Regions from separate parts of the Homo sapiens genome. Here region 1 is linked to region 2. Evidence: chromatin contacts called from ENCODE Hi-C or POLR2A ChIA-PET data. All regions are on one chromosome and are shown on one strand. The core of a region is the stretch at or near the end of the contact, and the rest is flanking DNA. Distances in the headings are between cores, read along the strand shown. Region 1 has its middle 36 kb from the start of MOB2. Region 2 overlaps AP2A2 (adaptor related protein complex 2 subunit alpha 2).

Region 1 (6,063 bases), core at 574-3,073, 530 kb after region 2:
CACACAGTGGGCTTTATAAGAAGTTACCCCAAAATCAGGTGTTCAGGATAAGGCTGTGCTGGAAAAGGAAGCTCAGATGGAATCAAGAGTGTCCAGAAATCACCAGCTGCCTCACTTGACACAAGCTGTCTGCTCAACAGACTTTAGAATTCCCAACCTCATAATTAGTCAAAAGGGATTTTAATGCAACCATTCAGTAATATGAAATCAAGAACTATGACTGCAAAGGAGATTGAATGTTCCTTTTAAACAACGTAAAACTAAATACTATTGAATCAGTGGAGAAATGAAAAACAGAGTCTTGCTAATTTTCATTAATGGAGACTGCTTTAAGTCTTTCAGTTTATGACCAGCCTAGGCAAGACGGCAAGACTCTGCCTCTATAAAAAAATTTTTTTCAAAATTCGTGGGGCACGGTGGTGCGCACCTGTGGTCCCAGCTACTCAGGAGGCTGAGGCAGGAGGATCTGTTAAACCCAGGAGGTCAAGGCAGCAGTGAGCTGTGATTGCACCACCGCACTCCAGCCTGGTCTCTAAACAAAAAATAAAAACCAAAACAAAAAAACTATTTCGGTAAGAAATCTAGGCTGTAACAAGGCCATGTGGGGACTGCCCACTGTTTCTGCAGCTCACTCTGCGGGCCCGGGGTCAGATCCCCAGTTTCTCAGGGTCGTGTTCTGTTCCCTTTGCTCATCTCTCCTCCAGTCCCCAGGGAAGGGCTTGGTCTCCACGGCGTCAGGAACTAGACTGTGAACTTGCACGTCAATACTGAGAGTGGGGCTTCCAGAGAGCAGCCGTGCTTGCTGCCCTGCCCCTCTCAGGCTGCAGCCCAGGGAGATGCCACTGAGACGCTGGCCATCGGGCTGGCCACCCCCGGGCTCCCTCCATCCTCACGGTCCTGCTCTGTGCTGGCAGTTTCCACTGAAGTCCCCCTCCCAGTATGCAGCAAGCCTGATCTGCTATCACTCGCTCACACCATGCCTCCGTGTCTCCCCCACATCTCACATGAAGTAACTTCTGAGCCTGTTTCAAAGTTTATCCTGAACAGGGCGGGCAGTCTGGCCCCTTCACCATCTCTTTCTGTGTGGGTGCACCGAGGTGTCTCCCTGCAGAAGTGCATTCTATCCTATGCTGGGGTAAAGATGCAAGTCACTCTCAAACTGCTGAGAAAAGACCCACGTGCAGGTACTGAGAGAGAGAAAACGGCAAGGCAGATGTGGCAGAAACGCTGACACTGGCCAATCTGGGAGAAGGTATGCAGGAATTATTCACACTACTTTGGCAACTTCTAACTTTGAAATTATGTAAAAATTTAAAAATATAAACGTCAGAAGCAGCTGGGGCCAGGAGGTGGCAGATACCCTCGAGGGAGCAGCAGTGCATCTGACAGCCGCTTCTCCACAGCAACGCCGGAAGCCGGAGGTCGGCGGCCTCACGTCGAAAGAGGGCTGAAAGCAAGCCAACCAAGAACACGACACACAGCGAAAAGCTCTGCCAAGAATGAAGGACAACTGAAGGCATTTTCAGACAGAGACTGAGAGGGCGCCCCCAGCAGAGTCACCTGAAAGAAAATCCAAGAAAGCTCAAGGCTGCAGCACAAGCAGAGGAAAACTGGTCACAGACGCAAAAGGACAAACCCAGAAGGACAAAGGAGGAAGGAGAGGGTACAGCCAAAGAGATGGAGCACAAAACCAGCCAACCTAAATAAATACCAGCGTACAAGTAGCATGTGGGGGTCCGAAGTGTACAGAATTTAAAACACAGCAGTAGCATGTGGGGGTCCGAAGTGTACAGAATTTAAAACACAGCAAGTGCTCACAACTCAAGAGGGGAAGTACCCAGAAGCGGTCTAGTATCTTGGGTACTTCGGGGAGGCGGATAAAGCTGTTAATCAACATCAGACCCTGGAGGTTTAGCGTGTGCTGTAAGAAAACCACTAAAGGAGGGTGTGCACGGTGGCTCACAGTGTAATCCCAGCACTTTGGAAGGTGAAGGTGGGTGGATGGCTTGAGGCCAGGAGTCTGAGACCATCCTGGACAACACAGTGAGACCCTGCTTCTACAAAAAATCAAATAAAATAAAGTACCTAACTTCCAAGGCAATTTGAAAGAAGGATAATTAAAAAATAAAAAGAAGAAATTCAAACAAAGCATGGGAAGATGAAAAGCACAAGATGGGAGTTCCACACAGCAGCGAGCACACCAGGTGGAAAGGGTTAGCAAGGCGCCCTGACACCCGCTCTAGTGGCGCGGTGCTCACTAGACACCCGCTGTCACGTGCAGTGCGTCTAAGGCTTGGGGTTTTCCCGGGCTCACCCCAGGGGAGACGTGGTCAAGGGCTCTTTCCCAGGGCTCGGGGCCGTTTGCACGTCCTTCTTCATGAGGCATCTGTTCAAGCCTCTGCCCATCTTCTACGGGACGAGCTGTTTCTTGTTCTTTGTTGGAGCCCGTGGGGAAGTCTGGATCTGAGCTCCGGTAAGTTCTAGGTATGGTAAATTCCCCCTGCAAAAGTTGCTTTCTTTTTTTTTTGAAACAGAGTCCTGCTCTGTGGCCCAGGCTGGAGTACAGTGGTGAGATCATGGCTCACCGCAGCCCCGACCTCCTGGGCTCAAGGGATCCTCCCACCTCAGTCCCCCTGAGTAGCGGATGCCACCACGTCCAGTTAATTTATTTTTATTTATTTATTTATTTATGAGGTCTCACTATGTTGCCCAGCCTGGTCCTGAACTCCTGGGCTCAAGCAGTCCTCCAGCCTCGGCCCCTCAAAGTGCAGGGATTATAGGTGTGAGCCACGGTCCCCGGCCAGCCTTTTCAGTTTTTGAGGAATATCTTTGATAAACAGAGCTGCTTAATTTTAATGTAAACCAAATTATCTATCTTTTCCTTTATGATGAGTACTTTTTAGTCCTGTTTAAAAAAACTTTTCTTAACCCATGGGTCAAGAATAGCATCTTCTATAACAGTGCTGTTCAAGAGAAATATAACACAAGCCATAATCTGAGCCATGGATATAATTTTAAATGTTCTAATGGCCCCATTGAAAAGTAAAAGAAACAGCCAAGATTAATTTTATTTAACCCAACAGATGTAAAATATTTTCGACTTACAATCAATACAGAAAATACAAGGTGCCACTGTATTTTTTTCAGTCTAGCGTATTTTACACTCAGCACATCTCTAGCGCTGCCAAGCTACATGGCTGGAGGCCGTGCTGGACAGCAGTTCCAGAACCTTCTACACTTAGACCTACATTCTACTGGGCTCAATTATTCTTTGTAGGGTGTGAGGTACAGGCCAAGGTTTTTTTAAATATGGCTATCTGGTTGGCCAGCATGACTTATGAAAAAGACTGGCTATCTGTGCCATCTCTTTTTCCCTGTCTTGATCACTCTTGCCAGATTTTCCACTATATTCCTGTTTTCAAAGAATCCAACTCTGGCCTCGATGACTATATCTGTGGGAGACTGACTTTCTGCTTTGTTAACTTCTGCTCCAGCCTCATTTCCCTCCATCCACCGTCTCTGAGCCCAGCTACTGCTCCGAGAGTGACGAGTACCTGAGGGCTGTGAACCGCTCCTGGCCGGTGTGCACCCTGCAAGTCTCAGCATGGCATATTTTTGTTATCTTTCAGCTAAAAAGTATGTTGTAATTTCCATTACAAATTCTTCTTTGTCCCACTGGTTACTTGGAAGTGTGCTTCCTAATTTCTAAATACTAGGAGTATCACTTTGCTGATTTCTAGTTTAACTCCACTTGGGTCAAGAGCACACTCCAGAGGAATTCAATTCACCGAGATAAGCGGAGGTTTTGGTCAACGTTCCATCAGCGTGTAAAGGGGGCACACAGCCTGTCAGGGGTGGGTTCCCTATTCTTCCTGTCAGGTGAAATGTGTGAATCTGGCTTTGAAATCTTCATGCTGACTTGTGAGTACAGCTGAGCTGCTGGGACAAAGGCCCACCATCCCAGGCCCCAAGTCCTTCCCTGGTGTTAGCCCAGGGCAGGGGTCAAACTTCACCCTCCAACACCTTCCTGGGGCCCCAGCCATGGGGCAGCCCTGTTCTCACCAAGGGCTGTCGAGGAGCCGCAGGAAGGCAGGAAGAAGAGGAAGGACAAGCATCTTCCAGACGGTGACTAGAAAGCTCCACCTGCCCCCACCTATGTCTCAGTCCTGAAGCTCAGGACACAAGGGAGGCTGGAGTTCAAGTGCCTGAGAGCCCACAGCCAGAGAAGCTTGCACGGGGTCAGAAAGACAGACGGGAGTCAGCAGGTCACAGCCCTGTGCCCACAACAGGTGGCAGGAAAGAAGCTCAGAGACCTGACAACAGCCACAGCAAGGACATGTGTGCACACAGGCCAGGTGTCTCGGCAGAACTGCAGACACTGGAGGGCCAGCCAGGCTGAAGTGCACATGGGCCACACAGGGTGGGGCTGGAGAGAGACAGGGGACTTCACCCCACAGGCAATGGGGGTCCACCAAAGTGCCTTGTATATAGGAGGATGACATGTGGATCCTCTCAGGTGGCTGTGTGGAGCATGAGTCAAAGATAAGGACATACATCCCCGCCACCGCCAGGTGCCTATGGCTATAAGAGCCTAGGCCTCAGCCCAGGGAACTGCGGGCTTGCTTAGGGAATCCAGCAAAACCCTCACAGCCTTCTGGATGGAGCCCCATGGCATGGATGGCGAGGCGTGAGGGGAGGCAGGACGTGGCCTTCCTGAGCAGCAGGCTCGAGGCACGGGACACACAGGCCACCACCACAACTTCAGGCTCTGTAACAGGGACCTACCCACGCAAAAGGTCCTTATCTGAAAGGGCTCCATCCTCACCCTAGAGCCCTCCACACGTCATTTTGGGGGACATTTTATTTATTTTATTTTTTATTTTTTTGAGATGGAGTCTTGCTCTTGTCGCCCGGGCTGGAGTGCAGTGGCACATCTTGGCTCACTCCAACTTCTGCCTCCTCGGTTCAAGCAATTCTCTTTCCTCAGCCTCCCGAGTAGCTGGGATTACAGGCGCATGCCACCACGCCTGGCTAATTTTTTGTAATTTCAGTAGAGACGGGGTTTCATCATGTTGGCCAGGATGGTCTCAAACCCCTGACCTCAGGTGGATCCACCCATCTCGGCCTCCGAAATTGCAGGGATTACAGGTGTGAGCCACCGGGTCCCATTTCATTATTTTGATTAGAAATGAAATGACCTGCCCAGGCGCGGTGGCTCACGCCTATAATCCCAGCACTCTGGGAGGCTGAGGCGGGCGGATCACCTGAGCTGATCCCCAGCCTGCTGGGGAAGGGGAAGGAAGGTGGCCACAGGCCCCAGCATAGTACAGACTGACGCCCTTGAAGTCCACACTGCACCGTGGGCCCAGACAGAACAGGCCTCCCGCCCCGCCCTCACAGAGGTGCCTCGTGGACAGCCACTGCATGGCATAGCAAGTCCCTGGACCCAGGCCTGTCCAGACCCTCGTGGGAGTGGGATATGAGCTCCACAAACGTTTCGGGGGGCACCCAGGCCCCAAGTCCCTGTTCCACCACCAGGGCAGCTCAGGAGCCAGGACACTTAGCTAGTGAACCCTGGGACCTGCTGCACTCCGGGGGACACTGAAGAGCTCGGGAGCCGACAAACCACAAATGCTGCTACTTAGAACCTGTGTGTCCAACAAGGAGAAGACAGCAAAGGAGGGAAGACTGCTGGGCAGGAGAGCACCCGAGACACCACCACTCCTACCAAGAAGTCTCTGAGGACAACTGTGGGCCAGGATCCTGCGTCGTCAGCACAGAGCTGCCTTCGGTCTGCCTTGGAGTAAGGGCCTCGGAGAGGCACGGGGTCACAGAAAACAACACTTTTATTTTCACATGAATTATAAATACCCAGGAACCCTCACACAATTCAGCTTGGCCCAGCACTTCTTCAGCCAAAAAGGTAGGAGGCCTTCCCAGCAGGAATAACAGAATGTACTTGAAGATAAAGGTTTTAATGAAAAAGGGTTTCTAAACCTCCTGACAGTGGCCACCTCCAGAAAAGCCCCTGGGTCTCCACACTCACAGTGCAGGAGTGAATGT
Region 2 (5,759 bases), core at 1,563-4,062:
GGCCTCTCGGTGGTCGGTGGCAAGAGGCGAGGCACCAGCTGGCCCTGCCGTGAGGCCTCGCAGAGCCGCTTCTGCTCCCCATCGGCGTCTTTTTGTTTTCCTTCAGTTGATAGAAAAAGCAGGGATTCTAGTAGAAAATGGAGACGTGGGGTTGATGGCTGACTTAGTGAAAGGGGCGTCTTTGCGGTGGGATCTGGAGCTGGAAGAGGGTCCCGACCAGCGGCCTCTGGTGCAGGCCAGGGGGTCTCGCCGCCGTCCCCCCCCCGCGGGGGCGTGCTGCAGCCTGCGAGGGGACGACGGTGTCCCTGTGTTGTGCCTCCCCGTCCCCAGCCCGCTGATCCAGTTCCACCTGCTGCACTCCAAGTTCCACCTGTGCAGCGTCCCCACCCGCGCGCTGCTCCTGTCCACCTACATCAAGTTCGTGAACCTCTTCCCGGAGGTGAAGCCCACCATCCAGGACGTGCTGCGCAGCGACAGCCAGCTCAGGAACGCAGACGTGGAGCTGCAGCAGCGTGCTGTGGAGTACCTGCGGCTCAGCACCGTGGCCAGCACCGACATTCTGGTAGGAGGCCCCCGCCCTTCGGGCTGGCTTGGCTGAGGGTTGGAGGCCAGGAGCTCTGACCAGTCCCACCCTGTGTTCTTTCCAAGGCGACCGTGCTGGAGGAGATGCCCCCATTCCCGGAGCGGGAGTCCTCCATCTTGGCAAAGCTCAAGAAGAAGAAGGGCCCCAGCACGGTGACAGACCTGGAGGACACCAAGCGGGACAGGAGTGTGGACGTGAACGGGGGTCCTGAGCCTGCCCCAGCCAGTACCAGCGCCGTGGTGGGTCCCTCACCTACTGTGCACCCAGACCTGTCAGGGCCTCACCCCCAAGACTTGGGACCAGCAGAGCATTTGCCTGTCAGGGAGGAGCATGTACTGAGAACCCAGGCTCTGGCTGTGGCTCTGGACACCCCGCTGTCCTGTCCTGGGGGCCACTGTCCCTGCTGGACACGCTGCTGTCCTGTCCTGGGGGCCACTGTCCCTGCTGGACGCCACGCTGTCCTGTCCCGGGGGCCACTGTCCCTGCTGGACGCCCCGCTGTCTGTCCCGGGGGCCACTGTCCCTGCTGGACGCCCCCCTGGCCTGTCCCGGGGGCCACTGTCCCTGCTGGACGCCCCGTTGTCCTGTCCCGGGGGCCACTGTCCCTGCTGCACACCCTGCTGGCCTGTCCCGGGGGCCACTGTCCCTGCTGGATGCCCCCCTGGCCTGTCCCGGGGGCCACTGTCCCTGCTGGACGCCCCGTTGTCCTGTCCCGGGGGCCACTGTCCCTGCTGGACGCCCCCCTGGCCTGTCCCGGGGGCCACTGTCCCTGCTGCACACCCTGCTGGCCTGTCCCGGGGGCCACTGTCCCTGCTGGACGCCCCCCTGGCCTGTCCCGGGGGCCACTGTCCCTGCTGCACACCCTGCTGGCCTGTCCCGGGGGCCACTGTCCCTGCTGGACGCCCCCCTGGCCTGTCCTGGGGGCCACTGTCCCTGCTGCACACCCCGCTGGCTTGTCCCGGGGGCCACTGTCCCTGCTGGACGCCCCTCTGGCCTGTCCCGGGGGCCACTGTCCCTGCTGCACACCCCGCTGTCCTCTCCCGGGGGCCACTGTGCCTGCTGGGCAAGGCACTTCCTTCAGACCGTCGTCTTGTCCAGCTCAGCTCACACATCCTCTGTGGTGCCTTGTTTTAGGGGAAGTGGCCGTCCCCTCTCCTACAGGACTGCCTCACCCAGGCAGCTGTCCTCACATGCTTTGTTGATTTAGAGAGGACCTGTCCTGCCCTGCTCTTCGAGGTTTTATGTAGTGAGTTGGGTTAGGTCTGGTTTTCCTTGTATGTGTGATGCGATGAGAATAATCCTGTAACAGAATGTGTCCTGTGGTATTTGTCAGGTGAGAAGTGTCGTTTTGAGAGTTGCGTTTTTGCTTGGCTCTGCTTGCCAGCTGTTCCCCTCTGCACTGTCAGGGAGGGCTCCTGTCGGGGTCAGGCGGGCTTTCTGTTTGTCCAGTTAGAGGACCTGTCTCTCCAGGACGCAGGTCCAGTGGTGGCAACCAGTGCTGCTACCCAGTATCGGCAGGGCTTTGTGGGGTGAGCTCCTGTGGTGGTGCCTGCCCTGGCAGTGTGCTGGTTGGGAGGGTGCTCATGTCGGAGTCCTGGCACTCCTTGGCGGGGACCTGCTTATGTGCCCCGGCTGACCATGTGTCCTGCCCCTCTGGCCGACAGTGCAGGGCCTGCCATGGGGCTGGTATCCAGGCTGAGCCTGACATCTCAATGAGCAGTCTTCCCTCCCCCTCTTCCTCCCTCTCCCCTCCCTCCACCTAGTGTCCTCTGTGCAGCCCCTGTCCCCCCGTGCCCTCTCTCTGTGTTGTTTGTGGCACGCTGCTGTGCCCGCCATCTGGAGGCTTGAATTGCCTGTGAGCTCATCCTGGAGTGAATGAAATGAATGAAAGATGTGACTCTTTCTCCCAAGGTGGGCGTCTTCCCTTCACGCCTGAGCACCTTCATGCTTATGTTTCTCATGTGCTCTGTAGAGCTGGTGACCTGCTTTTGACCCTGTCTCCTCCCGTGGGACGTCACTAGCCAGGCGCCTAGTGCAGCAGGCCTCTGTCACTCCTCTAATCCATCTCTCCCTCTCCTTTGGACATCTTGACATAGGTTTCTGGAGGCAGAAACTTGCTTGTGGAGATTTGTCTGTGAGCTGCCGGAGCAGGGGCCTTCCCGTGGGTGCTGGGCCGGCAGCGGCTCCGCCCTGCAGAGAGGAGGACGCGGCCCCAGTTGGGTGAGGAGGCGAGGGCAGGATGACGTGATCCAGGGGAGGCTGGTGTGCAGGGATTCCTGGAGGCCGGCTTTCAGCAAGGGCACTGTGAAGTCTTCCACGGAAACCTGGGATTGCCTGTTGGAAGCTGGGAAGGCACCAGGTGCTCTCGCTCCCCTCCAGCTGCTTTGACGTTAAGAGGAACTCGCTGAGGGAGCATGGAAAGGGGCTGTAGGATTGTCTTCAGTCTCTCTTTGGTTCTTATTTGATGTTTCTTTTTAATGTGGGTCCTGAGAAGTGAGGTGTGCCCATACCCCAGGCCTTTGATCACACCCAGGTTTGTCCGGCTAGGCTCAGGGTGGACTTTGGAGGGCCTGGCCTTGACTGTGTGGCTTAGGGATCAGATGGAAGCTTCTGGACCCTGGGAGTGAGAGCAGTGTGCTGCCCTCTGAAAAGGAGGATGAGGGTCCAGTGAGGTTCAGCATTTCTGTAAGGTGCCTTCTTGGAGGGAGTTCCCCCTTCAGGGCTCATTCAGTGGATTTTCTGAGTGTGGCTTCACTCCTGATGGTCAGTGGTGCCTGGCGGGTGGGTTCCTTAGGGAGGTGTCTGTGGCCGAGGCACGCAGCTCTGTTCTGAGCTGAGAGCTGTGGTGTGTGGGCACCTCCGTCCTGACTGAGAGCTGTGGTGTGTGGGCGCCTCCGTCCTGACCGAGAGCTGTGGTGTGTGGGCCCCTCTGTTCTGACCGAGAGCTATGGTGTGTGGGTGTCATTGCTATCCTGTGCTTTCCAATCTGTTCCCATTGCTCACGGGAGCCCCAGTGAGAGGCCCCTCCCTATGGGGAGACACTCCTGGCGAAGTTTTCTTGCTCAGGGTCTTCTGTATGGGCCGTGAAGGGGCCTCAGGGTGGCATCAGCACATGTGCCTTTCCCACGAGAGACAGTGGCTTTATCTTGGTGTCACATTGGCCAAAATGTCTTTTATTTAACATCATAGATGAGGCCAGGACATTTTACTTCTTCCGAGCATCCTCTTTCTGCACACAGCTCCTTGGGGGAGGCTGTGGTGTGCGTGTCCCCGGGTGTGCTGGGGAGCACAGGGGTGTGGGGATCAGAGGCTGCCTGGCTTCACATGCAGGAGCCTGGGGCCCTTGTAGGCAAAACCTTCACCCCTCAAGTTGTCCTGCTATTGGAGGGAGGAGGTGAACTGGTGTGGCCCAGGAGCCAGGCCTGCTCCCTGAGGAGGGTCTCCCAGGCCTGAGAGGATAAGGAAGATGAAGAACCTGAAGTGGGTGTTAGGACCCTACTGTCCTGGGGCCTTGCATCTGGCCTCGCTGTTACAATCTGTGGTAACGTTTCAGGTACAAATGCCTTTACTAGGGCAAAGGGCTTTCCTACTTTAGAAAGCAGTTAAAAGCCATAGATGGCTGGGCATGGTGGCTCACACCTGTAATCCCAGCGCTTTGGGAGGCTGAGGTGGGCGGATCACTTGAGGTCAGGAGTTTGAGACCAGCCTGGCCAACATGGTGAAACCCCGTCTCTTCTAAAAATACAAAAATTAGCCAGGTGTGGTGGTGTGTGCCTGTAATCCCAGCTGCTCGGGAAGCTGAGGCAGGAGAATTGCTTGAACCCAGAAGGCGGAGGTTGCAGTGAGCTGAGATTGCACCACTGCACTCCAGCCTGGGTAACAGAGTGAGACTCGGTCTCAAAAAAATAAAATAAAATAAAATAAAAGCCATAGATGTATTTGAATCAGTGCAGGAACCAGGGTAACATCTGTGATGAGATGCAGAGGAGAAACTGTCTCCATTTGGGCTGCAGGTGCATGGCCATGGCCAAGGCCGATGGCTTCCCACGCAGCTCACAGCTTTGTCAGGCTGTGGAGGCCACAGTGTTGGCGGGCGCTGTCCCCGGCGTAGGGAGCAAAGCGCCGCCTTCAGATGGTCTCATCGAGACACGCCTTGGATATTTTTGGGACTCTTCTCTGCCAGCTCCTCTGTGACCTCCCACCCTTGGAGCACATGAGACCCGTGTCGTCTTCTCTTGCAGAGGTGCTCCGTCACAAGAGCAGAGCCTGGGAGCCTGCCCCGTTTCTGACTGCCCCCCAATCCCCATTCTGACTCTCACCCGCCCCCATTCTGACCCCCCGCCCCCATTCTGACCTGCACCTTTTTTGCATAACACACTTTGTGATGCCTCATTTATCTTTGAGTAAAATTCATATATCACAAACCCACACATGTAGTTTTTTTGAAAGTACAGTGTGACACCTTAACTTTGCATTAATGTAAAATGGCATTCAGGTGGAGTCTCAGATAATTACAAACTAATTTTTTACCTTCTTAGATGTCCAGTGGAACATTCTAAAGTTACTCAAGACGAATCTTCAAGTTAGGGTGTCTTGTGTCTCTGTTTTTTGCCTGTGAAATGCCAATATCCTTGTGATAGTCAGAGCCCTCCACATCTCCAGAACGCTCTTAGCTGGGTGGGGGGTTTCTCCACCAAGAGCCCCTGGTGTATAGTGTCAAAGTGTGAGTGTTGCCAGGCTGTAGTTCAGTGGTACGATCTTGGCTCACTGCAATCTCCGCCTCCTGGTTTCAGTTCTCCTGCCTCCACCTCCTGAGTAGCTGGGATTACAGGCGTGTGCCACCACACCCAGCTAATTTTTGTATTTTTAGTAGAGACGGGGTTTCACCATGTTGGCCAGGATGGTCTCAATCTTCTGACCTTGGGATCTGCCCCCCTCGGCCTCCCAAAGTGCTGGGATTACAGGTGTGAGCCACCGTGCCAGGCTGGGTGTCCTTTTTATAGGGAGCATCTGAGTCCCTCTGGTGCACAGGCTGCTGTGGGGCAGGACCCGTGGAGCCCAGAGCAGGTCTGAGCTCCCAAAGTCAGGCTGCTGGGGCATTGCTGGGGAGCCTGCTGCCCTGTTGGATGGGTGAGCATGCGATGGACTGAGCTGCTGCTTGTGCCCTGTTGTGAGAG

Evidence for each region. A loop is a pair of places that touch in the nucleus more often than their neighbours do. ChIA-PET counts read pairs that join two places held with the same protein, here RNA polymerase II (POLR2A). Pooled maps may share reads with other maps.
Region 1: a pooled map shows a loop between it and region 2 (5-fold over the local background). The contact joins two enhancer-like sites. A Hi-C loop is called at or near these places in 1 of 168 maps with a recorded cell type or tissue (astrocyte of the cerebellum), 1 of 37 single-sample maps with no recorded cell type and 2 of 50 pooled maps. POLR2A ChIA-PET finds 5 or more read pairs at or near these places in 1 of 52 experiments (common myeloid progenitor, CD34-positive).

What each region holds. Positions count from the first base shown.
Region 1 is chr11:1,519,693-1,525,755 of GRCh38, forward strand. No RefSeq gene overlaps it. Among named protein-coding and RNA genes, the nearest start is that of MOB2, 36 kb to the left of the region's middle. RefSeq lists enhancers at 328-828, 829-1,329, 2,267-2,516. Within about 2 kb of position 1,824, at least 4 of the 41 ENCODE cell types and tissues checked have a DNase peak (open chromatin) inside an H3K27ac peak, as active enhancers do.
Region 2 is chr11:993,424-999,182 of GRCh38, forward strand. AP2A2 (adaptor related protein complex 2 subunit alpha 2) reads left to right here. Exons shown (of 22, transcript NM_012305.4): 13 at 331-562; 14 at 649-822. Among named protein-coding and RNA genes, the nearest start is that of MUC6, 40 kb to the right of the region's middle. RefSeq lists an enhancer at 861-1,385. Within about 2 kb of position 2,813, at least 2 of the 41 ENCODE cell types and tissues checked have a DNase peak (open chromatin) inside an H3K27ac peak, as active enhancers do.